3 separate regions of the Homo sapiens genome follow, and all the other regions are linked to region 1. Evidence: chromatin loops called from intact Hi-C (ENCODE). Cell type or tissue: heart left ventricle. All regions are shown on one strand. Region 1 overlaps RBM33 (RNA binding motif protein 33). Region 2 has its middle 46 kb from the start of RBM33-DT. Region 3 has its middle 15 kb from the start of PAXIP1-AS2.

Region 1 (8,000 bases):
CTTTTTTCACCCAGAAGGCCAGCCCCAGCGGCTTCCCCAGCCTCCGGAAGTGGGACCACAGCCTGCCCGCAAGGTGACGCTGACCAGGGGGGGCCTCCAGCAGCCCCCACATCTGCCAGCGGGGCCCCACGCACACTCGCCTGTCCCTCCAGGGATCAAAAGCATCCAAGGAATTCACCCGGCGAAGAAGGTACTGCTTGTTGCCTCGCACGCAGCCCTGGAAACGCGAAGGCCGGTGTGAGGCAGTGTTCAGACGTGCTCTAATTTGTAGCGCATGGCACACAGTAGTACTCACATTCATAAGTGAACCATCATTTCCTTTGTTCTGGCTTTGAAAACGCGTTAACATTTTCACCAAAGCCTTTTCCTCTCCTGACTTATTTCACAGAGCAAACCCAGAAGAGCACCCGCAGCCAGCCAGGAGTGCGATTGCTTCCTGCCGCTCTGAACTGTCGACCCAGCAGCATCTGCTGTGCTCTCGGGACAGCGCCTGCTGCTGCGTGTCAGCATGCTTTCCTTCCTGTGTTCACTGACTCACCAGAAATTTTACAAATGTGAAATCAAGTGCATGCTCATGGCCCCAGTTGAGACAGGGGAAACTGAGGTCTTTAGAAATGAAGTAACTTGCTCTAGGCCACAGTTCCCAGCTGCTTAATCCTTCCCTTAACCCTGGGGATTGGAAGGAGCTTCTCTGAGCTCAGGCTGTGAGGCAGGAAGCAAGGGTGCTCCCCATCCCCCTTTCTGTTGGAGTGGCCGTCTGTGCACTGGGAGCACATCCTGTCACGTACGCAAGTGACAGAGCGCCCTTCCCCTCAGCTTCTAGTGAGGCATCTTTCTGGCTCCCCAGAGTCTTGAGAGTGAAGTGCCCTCTTGGTGCAGAAGCCAGTAGCACCTGTTGGGTGGAGCTATGCAGAGGGAGACCTGGGCGCAGCCCTGCTTTGCGCTCTGGAGAACGGCAAGTCTGCCCGCTCATTCTCCCTCGTCATCTCGTCACTTTAGAAGTAGTGTCACTATTAAGACTATTCTGGCTCCTTTTGAAGTACTTAAGTTACTTCGTCTTATCTCATAAACACTTCATGATATGAGAGCAAACAAAATTCCATTTTGTACTAGAAAACAGATGTGTAGACAGATTCAGTGATAACGCCAGTGTTAAAGTGATGGATTTCTTTAAAGATCGCTGTGGTCTGAATTTTCTTCCTTCAGGTGCCATCCCTGAATATATGATGAGAAAGGCCTTAGAAACACCCTCCATAACGCGCACACGCACAGCACACTTGAGTTTCTTCAACTTAAATGTAAATGCTCCTGTGACTGAGGGTCATGATGTTTCCTATCTTACTTAAGCAATTCTGAGCATCTTATAAGAAGATGCATTTAAAAAAACCTGGTGCCTGGTGTATATAAGTAGGCATTTGTTAGAGATATTATTGTTAATATCATAACTTACTCTAGTTAGAACAGAAGACTAGTTAGTTACTACTGATTTCCAGCCAGGGTAACTGTAACTTGCAACTTCTCATGTGCATTTTCCAGTGTGGTTTCTCTTGAAATAACCCCTTGCAACTGTTTTAAAACTTAATTCACAGGCATAGTTTTGCTGCCTTCTTCAGAGTACTAAGAAATGTGGAGGTTTTCTCTTCGTTTCCTTTTGTGTGCGTGCACACTCAAGTCCTGAGGTTCTATTCCAGTTTCCACCTAACTTTCTGCCTTTCTCTGTGATGGACTGGGAGGCCACTTTTGCATTCTGCCCGAACTCCCCAACAGGATTCGGGTAGGCCATCTGGAAACCTAGTGCCGTCCATCACCACCCTGCCTTCTGCGCTTCACCGCTGTCCTAGGCTACATTGGGCACATATGTTCTCTCTGACTTTCTAATCTGGAGAAAGTGTGGGAAAGTTCAGCAGTTTCCTCTTCTTTAAAAGTTCCTTGAGCAGTAGTTTTGAACCCTTGGCAGCTTTTAAAAATAATAATGCTTAGGCCCGCCTTAGACCAGCAGAATCATACTTGGGGAGTGCCTGGGTCCTCAGTCACAATTGTGTTTTGTTTCTTTTGAAAAGCTTGCAGACGATGGAAATGTGCAGCCACGGCTGAATTTCTGGTTGCAGAATCTGCCTGGGAGGGTTTCAGGGTAGCAAATGTAGTCTCTGCCAGCGGAGTCAGGTACATGATGCTGTGGCTTGTTGTGACTGTAAGGTGGACTTAGCACTGTGCACAGCAGGTCCTGCTTAAACCAGCCTATACTACACTAGGAGAAATGGGGGCTCTGGGACTCTCAGGACAGGATCCAAATTCTGAACTGTCATTTGCAGCAAGTTTCTCAGCCCTGACGGGTGCCTGATCTACACAGAATGATGATGACACAGAGTGCCCACCGAGCACAAGCGTGTGGCCCCTGGAGAGGTGCAGGCTTCGTCAGCTCCCTCCTCTTCCTCCGCCTACACTTAAACTTGCTGGATATAGTTGTCTCATTTAGCTATTAAAACATTCTCTGATAGTGGATAGAAAACTACAGAAAATCCTGTAGCTCATGGTATATTTTAATGGATTCTAAGTTATTTGTTCACTTTTATATCTTAGTGACTATCGAAGAAGCTCAGGCTTGAAACTCTGAATGTATTTCCTTTGTTGTCACCAGGCCATCATGCACGGACGAGGCAGAGGAGTGGCCGGTCCCATGGGCCGGGGGCGCCTGATGCCAAACAAGCAGAACCTGCGGGTGGTGGAGTGCAAGCCCCAGCCCTGCGTGGTGTCTGTGGAGGGGCTGTCCTCGTCCACCACGGATGCCCAGCTGAAGAGCCTGCTGATGTCAGTGGGACCCATTCAGGTAGCCGCCTGGGGGTGGCATCTGTGCCACGGGTAGTTGTGTCCCAAGACAAAATCATTTCTTGATTTAAAACACAGTGCCCTTTGTGTTGGCTACTTCATATTAAAATAATACTTGGGAAGTAAGACAAATAACCTGTTGTGCATACTTAGTATCAGAACATTTGCCTCAAACGTTTATTTTGAAATTTTCAGATTCTTAGTTATAAATTTTAAGAAATAAATACCCCAGCTGAACAGATTATCCTTTGAGATCCTTTTAATTGTCATAGAAGGTTCACACTTGCACACATACATACAAAATTTTTTGTTCTATCAAATGACTTGTTTTATTTGTAATAACATTACATTTTAAAGTATTTAGCCTTCTTTTCCTTGCTTTCCAGAAATAGCTTCATGTGCTAAATAGCTGTGACTTGGTTTAGATTTTACAAATATGACAGTATCTTGGATTGTATCTTCATCTCTTAATTTAAAGCTGGCTAACTCTAATGCTGAAACATGCCTGCTGAGCTGGCTGCAAATGAGATGCATGAAAAGGAACACAGTTCCAGGTCCACTGGAAACAGGGTTTTCCACGGAAACTCCTGGTCTCTGTAGGCTGACCCAGCGAAGAAGCTACCTGCTTGTTCAGTCCGATTTCTGGCCTCCCCGTCAGGTGCCACCTGTGGTGCCCATTGTTGCCATTGCCACGCACCGTGCGTCCCGTGGTGGGATCTGGTGTGTCTGGGGGCAGAGCACTTTGGAAATAAGACATTTTTGGATGCACAGAGTACATGTCAGAGTTCTGAGGAGTCCAAAGTGCTTTCTTTCAAGAATCTCTTACAGCCTCTAGCTTCATGGGTGGATTTGGAAACATGTTAACACTAGGGTTGATACGGGTAATTAATGTACATGTTTTAGATCTCCATCTGCTGTTGACAGTTCCTAAAAATGAATAGATGAAAACTCTTCCAGAAACATACATGTTACTTGGGTTTAATTGCTGCCATCTTCATTACTGGCTTCCTGGGGAGATAGGTTTCATTTTTATTGGTGTGTAGTAATGGAAAGTTAACCCAAAGCCTTGGCTTCTGTTTGTGATAGAGCGGGCTCCCTAGTGGTGCAGTTAGGAATACTTCATCAGCTATTAGAAGCGTACAGTGTATGTTTAAGGATATTTCAAAACAATTGATCATAATCTGGATTAATTTGCAGGAACACGGTAGACACTAGAGCATTTTAGATGGATTAAAATGTGGTTATCCTAATCTGAGATTCTCAAAATAAATGGTGATGGAGAATTCTGGTCCAGTAACTGTGTAGCAGTGAGTCCAGATGAAAAAACCCTGAGCCTAGTCTGTTGTGAGCCACAGATGGGTGCGCTTGGCGAGGCCTCACGTGTGTGGCCCAGTGTCCTGCTGGTCCTCCTGTCTTTGGGGCGATCTGCACTTCCCTGTGGGCAGAAGGGTTGCACTGTTGTTTTCATATGTCACCTGCTACTTTTGTGGACTTTGCTTCATCCTGTGTAGTCTTGATCATTTTCTTGAATATTTTTGAGTGTGATCGAGTTGTCAAGATCCATACCTGAACAGCAAGTACTGTTTGCTTCTCACAGCATTGAGTGAGGCTCAGAGCCTACATTGTGAGAATATGCTTGGAGTCATTGCCAAACCAGCTAATTTCTGTCTTGTCTTTTAAATTGAATTTTGCATTTTGTACCGTGGGTTTGTATAGACCTCTTAAATGGTCTCTTTTTCCTTCCATTTGCTTCCATTTCCTTCGAGTGCTGGGATTACAGGCGTGAGCCACAAATATTTTTTATCCTAAATGTTTTGGAATAGTGTCGAGTCTCTGTCTCTTTGGGATATGGCACCACCTAGTGTTCACTGGTGTAATGCCAGGTGGTGTCTACACCAGGAGGACCTATATTCATTCCTTTGGGCCTTTTAATTTTAGAAGATTCTAGTAACTGCATGTTATTTTTTGTTTTTGTTTTTGGAGACGGAGTCTCGCTCTGTCGCCCAGGCTGGAATGCAGTGGTGCGATCTGGGCTCACCGCAACCTCCGCCTCCCGGGTTCAAGCGATTCTCCTGCCTCAGCCTCGCGAGTAGCTGGGACTACAGACGCGTGCCACGCCTGGCTAATTTTTTGTATTTTTAGTAGAGACGAGGTTTCACTGTGTTAGCCAGGATGGTCTTGATCTCCTGACCTCGTGATCCGCCCGCCTCAGCCTCCCAAAGTGCTGGGATTACAGGTGTGAGCCACCGCACCCGGCTGTCACTGCATGTTAACTATACTTTTTAAACCCATGGAATTTGAGAACTTTTCTCAGTGTAGCAGTGATGTGGTAGCCAGTTTTGTTCTCAGATTAGTGTTTTACTTCCTTAAACTACATTAATAAGCCTCTCCAGAAAGTCCATTTCAAAGACATTTATCTATAGACTCAGTGAGGAAGAATGAGAAGATTTCGTAGAAATGTCATAACCAGAAGATGGTCTTCCAAAAAGTTTCGAACTGTAACCATGTTTCAGAAATTGTAACTTGACAAGAACTTGATTCTTCGAAGACTAGATATTTTTTTTTTCTGTCTACTCATAAACCACATAGGAACTCTTTCGTTCTTCCTGGGTGTCATCTGGAAGGAACTGAAAGAAGCAAGAAACCGTCATCTGTGTTTCTTGCGGGAAAGCACATTAAAGCAGCGGGAAGAAGGGGAGTGGGCGCACAGCCTCCCTGGCTGGGCCCTAGTGACCGACTTCTCCCGAGTCAGCTTTGCTCCCAAGGCCAGGGGGGCTGCCGTCCCCCAGAGGCTGCTGAGGAGAGCCCTCGGAGATGCAGTGCAGAAGCCTCTCCCTGACGCTGCTGATTTGGGGGTAGGCATGGAAATGTAGAGAGTACCGCTCAGAGAAGAATCTGCCCTTTGCAGAGCGGATCTCAGCCCACCATGGAGGCCCTGTGAACTCGGTGGAAGGTGGGATCATCTCGGCGTCTGACTGACTGATTCTGCTTCTGCTTCTAAGATAAAGTGGATCACCGAGAAGACAGCCCCTTTACGTCTGGTTCTGACTGCAGGAAGGCCTGGTTGGTGAAGTAGAAAATGTTGGAATCTTGAGTGAGCAGCTGAGTTGTTTTGAAGTTTGGACAATTGAGAAAGAAAACACTAAGCAGTGTCAGACACGGATTCCAGAAAAGCCCACGTCACAGGCTTAAAGAACAGATGTGTGTGGGCACATGATGGGAAGCCACAACGGAAAAGCTAGTTAACTGGAGGCTCTCCCACAGGGTTCTGAGAACACGGTTGTTAATCATTCCAAAAGGAGGAGGAGGATTGAAGAGACCTGTGTGAGAACACAGAGCTTGTCTGTGCTTTAGAGGAGAAGCATGCGTAAGACAGGGAAGATGGGACAACCAGGAGTGAAAAGGGAAAAGGAGAGGTCAGGAGACGTTTTAAAATTAAACCAGAGCAAAAGGAGCAACGCGCCCGGGATGTGCAGGAGAGCCCAAACGTTGAAATTCAGGGGAAGTGCCAGAATTGGTGTCCAGGAAGACCCAGCATGTTATGATAATAGATGAAAACTTGAAATGGGGCAGAAAACTCGGTGCGGGCTGGAGTTGCCCAGAGCACTGTTGTGAACCTTTCTTTACCACTCAGCCCACCGCTGGAATCGTGTGCAGGCTTCAGGCGCCCTATTTCCAACAGGAGGTTGGTCACACAATGACCTGTGTGTAGAGGGGAGCCCCATGGGCCAGTCCTGCACACCGTTCCATACAGAAATGCTTAGCAGGCTCACTGAGGCTCTGCAGGGGCTCTCGGCCCTTCCTGCCAGGGAGTGCCTCCCCCACCCGCTCTAGTGTCAGACTCTGCTCTAGGGTGGGGCTCAAGAATTTACATCTCTCATGATTTATAAATTGGGCCTATTTTAAGCAGTTTGACTTGTGTTTAAAAGCAGCTGATACCTTTTTTTTTTTTTTTTTTTCCTTTAAGTGATTCCTTAAGGTGCTAGAATTGTTGGCCAGAGGGAGAAAAAGAGCTTGGTGTTTAGGATTGCAGAATCAGTTGTAATCCTGTAACATTTTAGTTATCTTTATACATGCATGCACACACACAACCACAGCCATGCACAGACATGTACACACATGCACAGACTCTTCCTCAAAAGAGGAAGAACTTTTCATGGGGAAAAGAGGCGGGTTCTGAACAACATGGAAGCTTTTCGCTGCCAGGTGGCATGGTTGTTGATTCGATCTTACGGTTCTGGATGGGATTGCTGGGTACACATGTGTGAAGCTGCCAGCTGAAGTGTATTCTTTTAACTTGCATTTGCTACTTATTTAGTAGCCCAGTGAGATTTCCTCAGAAGTTGTCTGAAGATGTCTCTGAAAAATGAAAAGCCAATCAGGGTGAGAGCTGGTGTGCCAGGCTTTCCCCTCTCCCTGCCAGTACGTTATGTGGGGGCTGGGGGTGAAGAAGGAGGTCCTTACATAGGTCAGTATGTAGACTTGAGACAAATTCTAACTTGTGGTTTGTTCTGGGTGAAGAAAAGTTTTAACTCTATGATAGCGTGTTGCTCAGGTGTGTAGACGTGTATATTTTCACAGTGGAAGCTGGCGACCATGTCTTTAAGCTTTCACTGGAAAGTTTCTTTTCCTCTGCTCCTAATAAATCACGAATACTTGTCATTTTGGTAGGTCAAAAATGGTTGAATATTGACAATTTCTACAATTTTGTATCTAGAAAACAGGGTTTATTTCTGAAAGAAGGTACAAAAATGTAAGGAGAGAGGGTAGACAGGAAGCAAATTTTAGGGCAGCACGCTTGTTCATTATGTTGAGTGACTGAAAACCAAGGCATTCCTCTGATTGAAGAATCTCACTGGAAGTTAATGCTTTCTTCACGGATAGCTTCTCAATCAAATCGAGGTTTTTAAGCTACGTAGATTACAAGTAAAACCTGATACCAAATATTGTATGATTGGCAGCCTGATACCCTCATTTCACATTGTGAAATTGCCCAAAGGAAATAAAGTCACCACATATATCTAGAAATGTTATTTCCCAAAAGAACTGCATGATATTTTCTTTTTTCTTATTTTATTTTATTTTTTATTTTTGGGAGACAGAGTCTCGCTCTGTCACCCAGGCTGGAGTGCAGTGGTATGATCCTGTGATCATGATTCACTGCAACCTCCACC
Region 2 (8,000 bases), 170 kb before region 1:
CACCCAGACCAGCAGTGCCCAGACCAGCTGCTGCACCTAGATCAGCTGCTGTATCCATACCAGCTGCTATACCCAGACCAGCAGTGCCCAGGCCAGCAGCACCCAGACCAGCTGCTGTACCCAGACCAACTGTGCCCAGATCAGCTGCTGCACCCAGACCAGCTACACCCAGACCAGCTGCACCCAGGTCAGCTGCACCCAGACCAACTGCAGGAGCACCCCAGGGCTGGGCCCCTGCACAAGCATTTTCAAAGCTCCCAGGAGACTCTGCTGTGAGCCAGGTTGAGACCCTCAACCCAAGACATCCTTATTGTGCCAGGCTTAGGATGTCCACTCCTTCTTCAGCTAGTGCCCTCACCTTTGTTGTTCCACAGTCAGGCCACAGTGCCCACAACTGTTTAGATTAAAATGGAGACCACTTCCCTTTACGTTTCACCATGAATCCCTCTCCCCCACAAAAGCTGTAATCCAGCAAACAGGTGGAGAATAGCGTGCTCAAAGACTAAACTAAATGGGAGAGATCAGGTTTAAATTAACATCTGGGATGGCTGAAAGGGAAGGGAAATCACACAGAGGCAGGAGGGGAAGGAGGAAGGCATGGAGAACAGTGGATACGCCCCCACCGGAGGGAGAGGGTGTTGTTTCCATCCACTCCCAGTTCCCTTTACCTGACTGAATGTTGTAACTACAGATTTCCTATGTTGAAACCCTAACCCCCAAGATGAAAGTATTTGGAGGTGGGGCCTTTGGGAGGTGATGAGATCATGAGGGTGGAACCCTCGGAGCCTTTCCACCACTGAGGTCAGAGCAGAAAGATGACCCTCTGCAACTTGGAATAGGGCCCTCCCCAGAACCTGGCCACACTGTGCTGGCACCCTGGCCTCAGACTTGCAGCCTCAATAAATGCCTGTTGTTTATCAGCCACCCAGCCTGATACATTCTTCCAGCAACTCAAACAAACTGAGACATGAAAGCAGTGTTGTCCGTCTGGGGTAGTATCTGAGGTTCATTGCCTCATGCCAAGGAAATCAAGGACATGCACACACAAGGAGTGAGGTTAAGAGCGAAAGTTTAAGAGGCGAAAGAAAGAGAAAAGCACTCTCCTGAAGAGACAGAGGGTCCCAAGTGGGCCTTCTGGTCTGAGGTGAAGTGCACGAGGTTTTATAAATGAGCTCGAGGCAGCACTGTCTGATGTACATAAAGCACAAAAGCTTGGTCGCATCAGGTGTGCCATGTGCATAGCACGCAAAGAACTGGTTAGGACTAGGTGTGCCATTTGCATAGTTCATGAAGAAGCTGGCCACCCCAGTCTTATTTTTTATTTTATTTTATTTTTTTGAGACAATCTCACTCTGTCACCCAGGCTGGAGTACAGTGGGTGCCATCTCAGCTCACTGCAGCCTCCGCCTCCCAGGGTCAAGCGATTCTCCTTCCTCAGCCTCCCAAGTAGCTGGGATTACAGGTGCCACCACCACGCCTGACTAATTTTTGCACTTTTAGTAGAGATGGGTTTTCACCATGTTGGCCAGGCTGGTCTCGAACTCCCTGACCTCATGAACCAACTTCCTCGGTCTCCCAAAGTGCTGGGATTACAGGCATGAGCCACTGCACCTGGTCTGCCACCCTAATCTTTTATTATGCAGGTGGGTTCTCTACCTGGCTGGCGCCATGTTGCCGGCCTCGTTACTGTACAAGTGATGACAAAGGAAAGGGAAGATGGCGCCTCCATGCTGAACATGCCCAGCCCTCAGGTAGCCCTTTTCTGTTGGCCCAGCTGCCGGCATTCACCCATGCAAACTTCCAGCTTGCTTATCTGTGTTTGCAGCTCGATTTTTCAGGCTTCTCTTTGTTAGAAAAGCAATGATTTGGGGACTGCTTCTTTTTAAAAGGGAAACCTTGCCGAGGACTCCTTTACCCTCACTATCTACCTAAATTAATTTCTTTCTAGCTCCTGTATCAGCATCCCCAGGCCTCCCTCCCTTTCACCTGGTCCCTGTCCCGCTCCACCCGGACACTCACAATTGGCACCAATTTCCTTGATTGCAGAGATGCCTGGGAGCCCCAGAGCAACCTGTACCTGGACCCCAAAAACCACAGAACCTAGGAGGGGGAGCAAAGAAACGATTAATTATCAAAAATAAATTGCACACATTAAAATGATGGTCACAGGAGGGCAGAGAAGTCAAGAATTTAGGCTTTACATTTTAAAACCACAGTTTTCTGACTCCAAAACATCTGGTTTTGCAACTGAGGAACATGGGAAAATGCCTAGTCTCTCTCCAGGGAATCCCACATCCAGCTATTTTATTTGTTTCAAAGCATTTTCATCAGATTTTAAAGATGGTTTACTGCCTGAAGATGAAAGGAATGCTTGTCGGAGTAATTTTTCATAGTTCTGCTCTTTCATCTAACTAGATCAAGAAACTAAGCAGGTGTTTAGGAAAACGGCTGCATTTTGTACCTGTGGGAGCTTCAAAAAGCAATGGAGATGCAAAACGGTTCTAAAATTATCCAGACACATTTTGCATCTAGAAATATGTGCATATTCATTTACCTTCAAATTCCTAAAATGATGCCTTCTGAAGTTGCCACAGTTTTCCCTTCTGTTTGCAGTGTTGATGCCTCATCTCCAGAAGGTGGGGAACGTTTTGTTTTGGTTTGGTTTTGGTTTTTTTAGACGGAGTCTCGCTCTGTCACCCAGGCTGGAGTGCAGTGGCGCGATCTCGGCTCACTGCAACCTCTGCCTCCCAGGTTCAAGTGATTCTCCCACCTCAGCCTCCCAAGTAGCTGGGACTACAGGCACATGTCACCACGCCCAGCTAATATGTTGTATTTTTAGTAGAGACGGGGTTTCACCGTTTTAGCCAGGATGGTCTCCATCTCCTGACCTCATGATTGGCCTCCCGCCTTGGCCTCCCAAAGTGCTGGGATTACAGGCATGAGCCATCTGCCTGACCTGGAAGGTGAGGAATGTTCTTTTTGCTGCCCAAAGCAGGCAGGATTCCTGAGACTTACTCATCGGCCAAAAATATTCCTCAACTGCAAATCTCTTAAAGGCCACCTGGATCACCTTAGTCCCAAGCCTCACCCAACTGGACACATCACACAAGCATCTACCAACAGGGTGTCTAGCTTTGGAGTTCTTCCGAACCACAGCAGCAAGCTCATGAATGCCTCCTCAGCACTGAGCAGCTGGGGGGTGTCTGTGCTGAACATCCTGTGTCTCCGTGTCCCATCCAAGCTGTCTGGGGTTGGCCCCTATGAGAAGGGCTCCTCACTCATTAAAAACACGTAAACATGGCAATGTGGGGTGGAGAGTGACAGCCCAGGCCTACGTTGAGGTTTGGTTCCCAAAGCTCATTTTGATTTTGTTTTCTTTCCTAATAGCCATTTGATGGACTGAGAGCTCCTAATGAGAACACAAACTTAGACTAAATAAACTACTAAGTTGAGAACTTGGATCTACAAGCAGGCATATCTTTCTAAACTGTGAATCATTAACTGGGTCTCAGACTGGCCTTGCCAAGTGTACTGCATTTTTGAAGTGGCCTAAATGGGCTTGTTCTGCTCCCATAGATCAGTCCTCATGCTTTCCCAGCAGGAAATTGATTGTGAAAGAAAATCTTCTGACTAGAAAGGAAAAGAAAAATGTGCATCTTTCATCAAATACTAAAAGGTATTTGATGATTCATATTTCAGTTTGAAACTGACTTGCAGATGCGTCTCCTTTTACTTTCACCATTTAACCCATGCAAAATTTGCATCTAAGAATAATAAAGATTGATAAGATCTTGCATTTCAAAGTAGGTTTAAGATACTGGTGTTTCTGCACCCCCCAAAATGAATGATGTTATGAACAATGTGTTAACCCAATTATTTTAAGTGAATAAAAGATATTTGAAAGAAATAGGAAGCATATTTTCCCAAACAGAAGAATTCCTTTGTAATGCAATTAATCAAGTGCTACTTTTAAGTTATTCACCTTATGAATTCGAGTTTTGAAAATCTGATTTTTCTAAAGCAGAATATACCTACCCAGCCTGGTTTGAATTTCCTATCCCCTGCCCCTGATTTCCCTTTGAACAGACGAAACAAAGAAAGTCTGCAACCTTCAATGCGATGGCTTCCCGAAGGAGTTCCAGTTACTCAAGCATTCTCTAAAATCCTATACCAACTCTGCTGTTCAAGGACCTTTTATATAACGTCAACAAGATCTCTAGCTTTTCCTTATCATCATCACCACCATCACCATCACCAGCTCCACCACCATCAAAGTTGTTGCAGAGCCAATATGGGAGCATCAAACTGCAAATCTGGATTGTTCCGGAGCATTTGTTCAATTTTGAGTGAATTAACAGGCCATATTTAACAACATATGCTCATATTACATATTCTCCAGAAATATAAAACAGGCTTAAACCCTCAGTCATCATTTCAGCCCCATATTCTAAAACTGGTCCTTTCTCAGGAGCCGTTCACACGCAGTGCCGAGGACGGCCAGCAGATGGCAGCACCAAGGCTCAGAAAGAGCAGAAACCAAGCGGGAGCTCAAGGAGCGTTCAATGCCCACCGTGATATCGTCAGGACACCTAAGAAAGGCAAATGATGTTCTCTCTTCGTTATTTTCTTTCTAAACACATTTGACAACCCACCTTTTATTAACACGTCTGCATCCTCTGAGACAATGCTTTTGCACCACCACGCTCCTGCAGCGCAAGGTCTCAATCAGGGATTAAGAAAGCTAAGATCCTATATAAAGAATATTTATGGCTTAATTGTCTTGAAAGCTTGGCATGGTAATTGAAGAATTCAAAGGTCAAAAAATCTACTTTGTCTTTCTTATTTTTCAGAAAATCAAGAAGCCAACAACGCCAAGATTGATGGAAATACATTTTCCTTGTCTCTTCCGCACGTTATACTAAGTGGTAATGTCAAACTGCCAGGACTTTCTGATGTTTTCTCTCTAAAGGTGAATATGCCTGAGTGTGCCCCGATAGAGATGCTCACTTATAAGTAAAAGGAAAAGCAGAGAAATCGCAAAATAGGTCATCACAAAGGATAGTAAACATTGGAAAAAATGTTTAACCTCAATAGCAATCAAATCCAAAAAAAAAAAAAACCCACCGAGATGTCATGATTCACTATCAAATTATTGCACATCAAAATGTATTAATAATGAGTCCTACATGAGAGAAAATAAATTGATCCAAACTTTCTGGAGGGAATTGGAGCCAGAGACTCAGGAGCTTTAAAAATATTCATAGTCTTTGACTTATTAGCAACCGTCTTGGGACTCTAACCCAAGAAAAAAATCTAAAATCCAAAATATGGAGTCAAGATTTTTCACTCCAACAGTACGTGTAACAGTAAAACACAGGACACATTCTAAATATTGCAACAGAATAGTAACTCAATTATAAAGTATTTATATGACTGCTTATGTTTAGTCAATAAAATAATGCCCATACATACTTTCAGAGCTAAGCATCTGAAAGGATATAGGCAAGCTGTCTCTACATAGTAGGATTAATGATATTTCATGCTATTCTTTTGCTCATCTATGTTTTTAAGTTTTATGCAACAAACTTGTTTTAGGAGGAAGAAAACCATTAAAAGAGACTTCATTTAAAAAACCAATTTACTGACAGTGTATGAGCAAGTATTTCTAATAAAGTATTAAGTGGATAAAAGGGAGATACAAATTCTATGTACAGTGTGGTCTGAACTATGTGAAACATACACTGTACATAAAAGAGGGAGATAAACTGAAAGAGGTTCTCACTTATGGCTGGGCTCTGGGTAATTTTATTACTTTCTCCATTTTATGTTTTCTACAATGAGCCTACATTACATTTTATATCAGAAAATAATAATTTTAATCAAAATTTGAACTGTGATCCATAATAAAAATTAACTCAAAATAGATCATTCATACTTAAATGTAAAACGTAAAATCATAAAACTTCTTGAAGGAAACATAGAAGAAAGTCTTGGCAACCTTGGGTTAGACAAAGATTACTCAGGACACTAAAAATACAACCCACACAAGAAATTGAAAAACTGGACTTCATCGGAATTTAAAACTTCTGCTTTTTTGAAAGACACTTAGGAATATGAACAGACAAGCCAGGGACTGGAAGGAAATAATTTGCAAAGCACAGAACTGATAAGGACTTGTATTCACTTTATAAAAAGAATCGTCAAAACTTGATCATAAGAAAAACCAATTTAAAAAATGGGCAGAAGGTTCAAACAGACATGTCACCAAAGAGGGTATATTATATGGAGGGCAATGGCGCTCCTGGAAGAGCTCAATACCCCAGTCACCATTTGGGAAAAGCAAATTGAGCCATAATGAAATACTACAACCCATCTCTTAAAATGGCTTTTTTTTTTTTTTTTGGAGTCTCACTCTGTTGCCCAGGCTGGAATGCAGTGGCACGATCTCGGCTCACGGCAATCTCCGCCTCCTGTGTTCAAGCAGTTCTTCTGCCTCAGCCTCCCGAGTAGCTGGGACTACAGGCACATGTCGCCATGCCAGGGTTTTTTTTGGATTTTAGTAGAGACAGGGTTTCACCTTGTTGCCCAGGCTGGTCTCGAACTCCTGAGATCACGCAATCCGCCCGCCTTGGCCTCCCAAAGTGCTGGGATTACAGATGTGAGCCACCGCGCCCGGGCTAAATTATTTTTTAAACCTGGCAATACCAAGTACTGACAGGGATTTAGAGCAGCTTCTGCCACGTTCTGCTGGTGCAAGTGCAAAACGGCACAGGCACCTTGGAAACCGACTGGCGTCTTTTTATAGGTAAACATAAGCTTCCTTACTACCCACAAATTTCACTGCTCCTATTCACCCAAGAAAAATGAAAACTTAGGTCCACACGAAAGCCATATGCAAAGGTTTCTTTCTTATTTCTTATTTCTTTCTTTCTTTTGAGACCGAGTCTCCCTCTGTCACCCAGGCTGGAGTGAAGTGGCACGATCTCGGCTCACTGCAAAATTTGCCTCTCAGGTTCAAGTGATTCTCGTGCTTCAGCAACGCAGGGCTGTTGTCTGAATCTAGGTGTGGATTTTTGGAAACAAGGCCAATTAGGTCACTAATTAATTTCATTCAGTAGCCCAAGCAGAGGTTCCAGTCAATCAGATTTAAAACTTACTTTTAACACATACCTCTGTTCCATTAATTTTCATTTCAGGTCTCCCACATGGAGAAGAAAAGCATGCCTTTAACTTGTTATTTGAGGATCTTTTTAAGGCTTTGTTGCTGCCCTAAGGAAGAAAAGGAATTCTCCTTCTCCTTTATCCCCAGCGTCCCAGGAAGGAGCCGGGGAGTAGAATGACAGCAATATTGGAAATTACTTTCCATCTGAAGTGATTCGGTACAAGCAATGGCCCTTTCTGTGTACAGACAACAGAATATACAGAGCTCTGTGAAAAGATTGAAAGGAATTGCATTTTTTAAAAAATGCTGCTCAATTTTGCATTCTCAGAAAGCCTCTGCTTCCCTAAACTCTGGGTTTCCCTTTTTACTATGCCATTAATGATGAGCTGAAGTACCAATCGCTCTCCCAACAAACTTCCAAGCAACTCTAGCACAGTCGCCTTCTTTTTCTTCAAACTGTGACTTCCAAGGACTTTCACACTTCGCCTGGTGACATGGAACACGCATGCTATACACATAGGGAACAAAGTTTCATGAGAAAACACTTGAGCTGGGCGCAGTGTTTTCCGCTAGTTTTCATGCTGTTCTATACAGCACGTTTCATTTATCAATTTGCTGGTCGAGACCCTCTAAAAATTCGATCCCTCACAAAGAAGTAGAGTGACCGATGATGTGAAAAACACAACCCGGTGAGCCCGGCCGCACGACGCTTCACAGGAAAACACAACCCGGTGAGCCCGGCCGCACAACGCTTCAGAGCCTCATTACCGGCTGTGGCTCGCTGAGGCCACGGGCTTCCGGCAGCCAGTGGTAGCCGGCGGCTCTCCTGACCGCACTG
Region 3 (8,000 bases), 850 kb before region 1:
TCGGGTTCCTATGCTTTTCCCCGGCCCTGAGAGACAGCACTGCCACCCTTTCCACTCCTGCAGGGAGATCTGCCACACGAAGTAGGACGGATGTGAAGCAAACAGGCGACAGGGTCACCTGCCCTCCCAGACAGCCTTCCACAGCAGGGAGGACGGAGGAGAGAGGGAGGGGCACACCCTGGAGGCTGGGGAAGGTCTCATTCCTGGTTGGCAAACTCTCCTCTTCATGCCCACCCTGCATGACTCCTCCCAGGCCGCTACCAGTTCACACCCCAGCATCTGTGCCCGGCCCAGCCCTGGGCACTGAGCACAGTATGGCAGCACCCAGCACACAGAAGCCGGGCCCCTGCACAGCTGGATTCCAGTGGGGACAGAACGACAATACATATGAGAAATCTATTGCCCGAGAGGGCGCCTCGCACAGAGGGAGAGCAGAGCATGAGGAGGGGCTGGGCTGGGGTGGAGGCATCGTTCTCATGGAGGTGGCATGGGAGCCCTGCTTAGAAACTGGAGTCTACACAAAGCCCTGGGGAGTGGGGGAATGCGTGGTGCAGATGCCTGCGAAGGGGGCTCCAGGCAGAGGAACCCCAAGTTCATGGCCCAAAGGGAGTGCCTCCCCAGCACAACCCCAGAATGCCAGAGAGCCCTGTGTGGCCAGAGTGGGGCGGAGGCACAGGGAGAGGCTCTATCTGTCCATCCATCCTGCTGGGCGGGTGCCCCTCAGAGGCCACAGGGCCACAACGTCTCCTGGCTCTGTGCACACCCACCACTGTTGCCTGTTGTCTCAAGGGGCCAGCACAGAACCACCCCTGTCCCTGTGGACTTGCCCAGATGGACGAGTGCTTGGCACCCACAACAGGCAGACAGCAGGACCCAGGTCTAGCAGTGTGGTCAGAGAATGTCTCTGCCCCTTCTCAACACAGGCCAGACTCCATCTCCAGCCTGTGCACCATCCCTGCAGCCCAGGAGGAGCTCATGCTGGCATCAGCATCCCCACACCCACATTCCTTTTGGCCCAGGCCCCACTGCAGAGCTCGGACTGCTAGACCCTGGATTAGCCACCCAGTCAGGAACTGTCCCTGTGAACTTTATAAAATTCATCAGGGCTGAGGGGAGGAAGAGAAAGGAAAATAGACCAAGCTGCAGCACACTCAGCATGAATCACTGGGTCAGCCTGCTCTGCAACCCCTTCCTCATTGCCGTTTGCTGCCTCTCACCCCAGAATCACATAAAGCCTGGCACAGATTACAGATGCCTTGAACTGCTCTATAGACAAGTTGAACATTATGAAATGTTAAGTTTTGTTTACATTTCTCTGAGATATCCTTTCAATTCCTGTGTACCAGTGCAACTACTGATGCCAGCTGGTCTGAAGGACTCCATAAAAAGCTGAGTCCCCACCAGAGAATGCAGTTTCCACCTCCTGATGACTTCACCCTCCTCACCCTGACCAATCAACCATCCCAGTTTTCCAGTACCTCACCCTCCTTAACAACCCCAGCCCAGAACTCCCCAGGGAGATGGATTTGAGGGTCTCCTCCCATCTCCTCACCTGGAGCCCTGCCGCCACTAAACTCTTTCTCTGCTGCAAACCCTGCTGTCTTGGTGCATTGGCTTGCGACTGCACGGGGGGCTATGACCTGGTGGCCTTGTAACAGTCAGTCCTGAACTTCAGCCCTATCCTGTAGTTTGGCCCAAGATCCCTGTGGTGTCCAGCCTCCAAGCTGGTGCCCTGAGATCCCCCTCCTGGTGCTCACCCTTGTGGAGGCCCCTTCCACAATGCACAAGGGCTGGTTGGTGTGACCAGCAGTGACCGCATGTCAATGCTGAGCTAAGAGGAGGTAATAAGAGACTGTGGCTTCTAAGGCTGGTGCTTGGTCTTTCCCCGCTCTCCTCTCTTTCTCTCCATCTCTCCTTTCCTTTTCTTTCTCCCAGTCTCTGTCTCTCCTCTCTCTGTGTGTCTATGTCTGCCTGAATGTCTCTCTCTGTCTCATCACTAACTCTGGGGAAACCCAGCTGCCACTCAAGCAGAGGCCCCTGAGCAGCCTGTCTTGCAGAGCCCTGAGATGGCTGCAGTCCCTGCTGAGAGCCTGACTGCAAACTCCCAAGAGAGCCTGGGCCAGAGCCACGCAATCAAGCCTCAGCCAGATTCCTGGCCCTCAGACACTGGGAGATAATCAGTGTGGTGTTAAGCTTCTAAGTATTGGGGTTGTATGTTACACAGCAGTAGGTAACTAATACAATCCCAGATGCTAGTCACCTGCCTCCCCTAACACACAGGAGACCGCCTGTCTGGACAGCCTCATTGGCCCCATGGATTCCCTTGGCCTGGCCCAGAAAGCTGCCCTCAGGAGCTGTAGAACTGAGATCCTTCTGCAGGGCCCTGTGGGCCTGAGCACATCCTTGAGGCTCCAGTTCTCCCTCAAACCCCAGCCCAGGGGTCACATAGGCAACCAAAGGTCTTTACTTTAAATTTTAGAAAATTGCTAACTGCAGCTCAATGACCAGCAGGACAGCGGCTTGATATCAGATAATGGAATCTGAGCAGCAGCTGATGTTAATCTGATTGTTCCCGACAGCCTGGGCAGGGCCAGAGAGACAGGCTTCAGGTCCCCGCACCTTTTGTCTGCAACACAGGGTCAAGTTTTGTTCTTGTCATCGGGCCATGTCTTCCAGTGTCATCAGCTCAGCACTTCATGTTCAGCATGTAATGACATTTGTTTTTCTTGCTAATTGCTCTTGGAGTGGTTTCCATTTCCCCAACTAGACTGAAATCTTGTTACCCCAGAAACAGTGTCTTTCTGTGAGTCTCACACAGAAAGGAGTGGACGGTGGGCTGCCTCTCTGTTCTACCCTGTATTGTCCCTAACCAGCTGTCCACCAGAGCACGATGACCACAGATAAATGACCTGCCATGTGACATCAAGTTGCTAGATTCACCAGCAACCAGTCACTCACCCGTTTCCTGAGTATAGATCTCTGGCTAACGACTCCACCTTGCACACTACAAGAATGTGGAGCAGGCTGGGCACGGTGCTCACACCTGTAATCCCAGCACTTTGGGAGGCTGAGGCAGATGGATCAACTGAGGTCAAGAGTTTGAGACCAGCCTGGCCAACATGATGACACCCCATCTCTACTAAAAATATAAAAAATTAGCTGGGCGTGGTTGCAGGTGCCTGTAATCCCAGTTACTCGGGAGGCAGAAGTGGGAGAATTGCTTGAACCTGGGAGGCGGAGGTTGCAGTGAGCCGAGATCGTGCCATTGCACTCTAGCCTGGGCGACAGAGCAAAACTCCATCTCAAAAAAAAAAAAAAAAAAAAAGAACGTGGAGCAATGACCATAAAGAGTGAAGCTGACACTGAGAAGTGCTGGCATCCCCCTCCGTAGGCCAGGTGCGGTTCATCAGCACCCTCGGGTCTGAGCTTTTGAGCTGAGGCCTTTCCAAGCCTCAAGGGAGCAGATGGTAGAAGAAAAAAAATGTTAAATCCCCAAGCTGGAGGAAAGTGGGTTTGCCAAGAAAAATCCTTCCAAAATTGTGTCTCCAATACGACCGTGTTGTCTTTGACAGCAGAGACGTTTTTGTACAGCTTCCCTCCTATTTAGGAACAGCTGACGTGAACTCGACATCGGAAATATAAAATCAGCAGGGAAGTGGGTCTGAATCACGGGAAAGTTAGTTTTTTCAAGTGCCAAGGACAATTGAAAGCACATGCTTTTCAATTTGTCGACTGGTACAAATTGGTTTTTGGCACAAACAGAAATGTGACCAATTTCTACAGCTGCGAAAACGACCTCTGTGCAGCAGGACGGAGACAGGGGCAGCTGGCGTCCTTGGGTGGGCTCTGAGCCCCGTTCATCCCTGAGACTCTCCTCCCCGCTCATGTGGCCCCTTCTCTCAGCCCTGCAGCGGCCTCTCCCCACCCGGCATTGCTCTCTGTCCGCCAACTCACGTTTCTTGAACAGTCTTTGGAAAACATTTCTGGGCAGTGGAAGGGGTGTATCTCTTCCCAATTATTCAAGAACCAGCTCTGTGACCCTGGACAGGTCGCTGGAACCTCTTGGGCTTCAGCCAATGGGAAATGAGATGGTTGGCCAGAGGGTCCCCAAGACCCCAAACCTGTGAAACCCAGACCAGGCGATGTGGCCACAGGTTCCCAAGCAGCGGAAACTCTTAGATCGGCCTCCGCGTCTGAGAACAGAGCGCAGCGGAACTGCCGCGTGGCCAGCACCTGGGCCTCCCCCGGAGCTGCTCAGGAGTGCAGAGTTCAGGCCTTGCCCCCTGCTGAACTTGAACTGGACTGGCCCTGGGAGGCCACTCCTCAGGCCTTCAACCTGTCATCTGAGAGCCGCCAGCAGATGGCAGCAAAGGCCCAGCTCTGGCAGGTCTCTGAGGCCTCCCGGCTGGGCCGGGCCCTGGTACCTGGAGGAAGATTGCACGCTCTGGGACTGCGAGTTGCAAAGGTACCATGAGGAGCCCCGGGAGGTGAAAACACTTCCCGGGCTAACGTGGCGCCGAGAGGGACTGCGGACCCACTCTTGGCTTCCTCTTTAGAGGAGAGATGGAGCGGGGTCCGAAGCGCACAGGCTTCGAAGGAACTAGTGAGCCAGCCGAGGGCAGCGGGAGCCGCAGAAATCAGCTCGGAGAGAGTCGCGTGCAGGCTGCAGGTGTAGGGAGAGCCGGGGTCAGGCTCCGGTGCGCCGCGGGGGATGGCGGACCCTCCGGGGGCCGTGCTCCCCGCATTCCCACCACGGCGCAGGCATCGGGTGCCCTGCTCATCGCCCCTCCAGCCGGGGCCGGGCCTGCCTCTGGAAGCCCCACGGGTTCTCTGGGGCCTTTGGTTCCAGCGGGACCCAGGAGAGCAGCAGCTTTTGTCCGTGTGGGCCACGGTGACCTTCCCAGACACAAAATCAATGCCTAGGAATTGCGGAGTGACCCATCAGCACACGTAGAAAGGGTGGCATTTGTGACTTTTGTGCAGCTCGCTCAGGTGACACGAAGTCAGCTCCGAGCCCTGCCCAGCCCCAGCCGTCTCCTCCCAGCAGCTTCCAGGGCTGCAGCCACTGCAAGAAGCCAAAGGGGAACCCGTCCCCCCGGGGGGCCTGGGGACCAGCAAGACGAGGCGGGTAAATGGGCTTCGCGGGCGGCCGCAGGCAAAGCCAGGGAGGATCTCACATCCTCGTCAGCTCGGCAGCAGCAACACAGCACCGCGGGCCAGTGGGCTCAGCAGCGGGCGTCTGCGTTTCCCAGTCCTGGCGGCCACAGCCCGAGATCTGGGTGTGGGCAGGGCTGCTTCTGCCTGGGGCCTCTCTCCTCAGCTGAGCTGCCGTCTTCTCCCCGTGCCCTCACCTGACTGTCCCCGCGTGCACGGCTGTATCCTCATCTTCTCTTCTTGGAAGGACACCAGTCCTGCTGGATCAGGGCCCACCCACATGACCTCATTATACCTTACTGGCCGCCGTAGAGACCCCAGCTCCACATAAAGCCACATTCTGAGGTCCTGGGAGTTCGACCGGCAGCTTATGAATCTGGAGGACACAATTGATTCAGCCCGCAACCATCGCGGAGGCTTTGCTTGGGGCACAGCTGGCAGAGTGTGAGTCACCCAGCGCCAGCACCACACGGTGGTGGTCGGGGGTAGCACCCGGGGCTCCAGGCGCAGGGAGCCCAGCTGCAGTGCGGGTGCTGCTGAGAGCTGGAGAACGCTGGGGAGACACGCGGCCCGGGCTTCCCGGGCCTGGCTGGCTGCACTGCCCCCCACACCCGGGGGTCTGACTTAGCAGGTCTTAGGGGTGTCCAAGAACCTACTTTTAACCAGTCCCTAGGTACCTTAAGACCAGGAGGAGGATTTGGAAGATCCCGCTTTGTGCTAATTTCATCTAATCCTTGCCATAGGCCTATTAGAGGTAAGAAAACAGAGCTACAGAGGTTGAAGAAAAATTCTCAAGATCACATTAAAAGTACATTTACCATTCAAACCTAGGGTCATGTGGCTTCAGAGCCCTTGTTCTGAAACCCGTGCCGGCATTCCATTTCTAGACCAGGGTGGTGAGCACCAAAGCCCCAGAGAACCCAAGGGGGTTCCAGAAGCAGGCCCAGCCCTGGGTGGAGAGGCGGTGCCAGGATGCCTGACACTGCACAACCTCAGCCCAGGACACCTGCAGCCCAGCACACCTGACACCCACACAACCTAGCCCAGGACACCTGATGTCCACAACCTAGCCCAGCACACCTGACACTCCTGCAACCTCAGCCCAGGACACCTGCAGCTCAGGACACCTGACTCCCACACAACCTCAGCCTAGCACACCTGACACCATATGCCCTCAGCCCAGGACACCTGCAGCCCAGCACACCCGACAGTACCCTACCTCAGAGTAGAGGTGATGTTCAGAGCACTAACAGCTTCGGGGCACAACCCGCTGGGGCTGCCCACATTGGGCTGGAACAGCCCCCTCCAAGCTCCCCCATGTCAGGTATTTGGCTCCCCTGGTGCCGGATGATGAGGTGATATTAGTGGGCGGGGACACCCAAGAGAGGGGCTCATGCAGCGCTACTACAAACTCGTGTGGGAGGATTTCCATATTTCAGTATTTTTACCACAAATCAGGGCTCCACAGTGCCGGCTGCTGACTCTGCCATTCTTAGATCAAACTTCTAGGCTCTTAGTGCAATAAAATACAAGTGACAGAAGTGTCCCCAGAGATCCCCCGCAGTGTGCGGCTGGGGTTACAAGTGGATCCCAAGTCTCCTCATCCCCAAAGTGCCATTTGACCAGGGGTACCCCTCACAGCAGCCTGCAGCTTCCCTTTTCCTCTCCTCCATCCTTAGCTTTCCCAGGCCACCCCTTCCCAGCACCAATCCACAAAACCACGTGTTGCCCAGGTCCCCGTGTCTTGGCTCAATAGGTGACTCCAAAACAAAAGCGTTGCATCTTTAAAAGTGCCATCATTTCCTGTCCGTGTGTGCTGGCAAGACTGGCTTGGAGGCTGGGATCAGGGCCTGGGAACAGATGGGCCGAGTGGGGGGCAGGCAGGGGCAGGCGGGGAATGCCCAGCAAGAACAGGGGACGCCTACGTAAGAGGAAAGCTGTCCTGGGCGCCCCAGGAGAGTCCCGGCTCGGGGCCCTGCATGTCGCCGGCAGAGAGAGAAGGCCGGTGGGTGGGAAGTGTCACCTGAGCCCCCTGCTCTGTCCACAGGCCCAAGTAAAAGGAGACCCAGCACCACCTGCCATAACTCACAGTGGCTAAGGGCGCGATGTTGGAGCCTGTGCCTGGGGTAGACCCTGGTCATGCTACTGAAACCTCTGTGCTCTGCCCTCCTCTGCTGTGGAAGGGAGGAAGTGACAGCACCTGTCTTCTGTTGGCATTCTGAGGATAAAGTGGGTGTGTATATGCACAGGACTTAGCTCAGGATCGGGCATGGGCAAGCACAGTGCAAGCACCTGTCCTAACTGTGCACTGTTTCCCATCATTACTATTTAATTATTATTACTCTCATTCCTCTCCTTGGCTAATGGGGTGTGACGGCTGGAACGGGAACCAGGTGCATGCATCGGACGAGAAGCGCACTTGGACTGGCCTCTGTGTCTGATGGTGAATTGGTGTTTCTGAGGTTCAACCTCTGGATAGTGCTTCTGTGCACTAACCAGTCTCCACAAGCCTAGTAACCAATCTTCAGATGACTAGTAACCAGTCTCCAGATGACTAGTAACTGATTGTAACCAATTGCCAGATGGCTAGTAACCAATCTTCAGATGATCAGTAACCAGATCATGACTAGTAGCCAATCTCCAGATGACTACTAACCAGTCTCCAGATGACTGATAACTAACCAGTCTCCAGATGGCTAGTAACCAGTCTCCGAATGACTTGTAACCAGTCTCCAGACGGCTAGTAGCCAGTCTCCAGATGACTATTAACTAATCTTCAGATGACTAGTAATTAATCAGTCTCCAAACTAGTAACCCACTGCCAGATGACGAGTAACCAGTCTCCA

Evidence for each region. Hi-C counts contacts between places; a loop is a spot of excess contacts. Peaks named below come from ENCODE experiments on the same cell type or tissue, not always from the same donor. Only the 100,000 strongest peaks of a DNase experiment are listed, where the experiment ranks them.
Region 2: a loop joins it to region 1, with 12 times the contacts of the local background. A loop is called at or near these places in 90 of 110 quality-filtered maps.
Region 3: a loop joins it to region 1, with 4 times the contacts of the local background. A loop is called at or near these places in 32 of 110 quality-filtered maps.

Annotation. Positions count from the first base shown.
Region 1 is chr7:155,763,829-155,771,828 of GRCh38, forward strand. It overlaps RBM33 (RNA binding motif protein 33), which reads left to right. Exons shown (of 18, transcript NM_053043.3): 15 at 1-190; 16 at 2,639-2,827. Among named protein-coding and RNA genes, the nearest start is that of SHH, 45 kb to the right of the region's middle. RefSeq lists an enhancer at 71-230 and a silencer at 4,594-4,787. In heart left ventricle, CTCF peaks have their summits at 4,695 (motif pointing left) and 4,894; a DNase peak (open chromatin) is centred at 472; H3K27ac peaks cover 1,298 bases.
Region 2 is chr7:155,594,420-155,602,419 of GRCh38, forward strand. No RefSeq gene overlaps it. Among named protein-coding and RNA genes, the nearest start is that of RBM33-DT, 46 kb to the right of the region's middle. RefSeq lists an enhancer at 1-617 and a silencer at 4,396-4,690. In heart left ventricle, CTCF peaks have their summits at 4,495 (motif pointing right) and 4,698; a DNase peak (open chromatin) is centred at 4,512; H3K27me3 peaks cover 2,233 bases.
Region 3 is chr7:154,909,536-154,917,535 of GRCh38, forward strand. No RefSeq gene overlaps it. Among named protein-coding and RNA genes, the nearest start is that of PAXIP1-AS2, 15 kb to the right of the region's middle. RefSeq lists an enhancer at 4,463-4,552. In heart left ventricle, CTCF peaks have their summits at 4,362 (motif pointing right) and 4,563; a DNase peak (open chromatin) is centred at 4,386; H3K4me3 peaks cover 653 bases; H3K27me3 peaks cover 3,532 bases.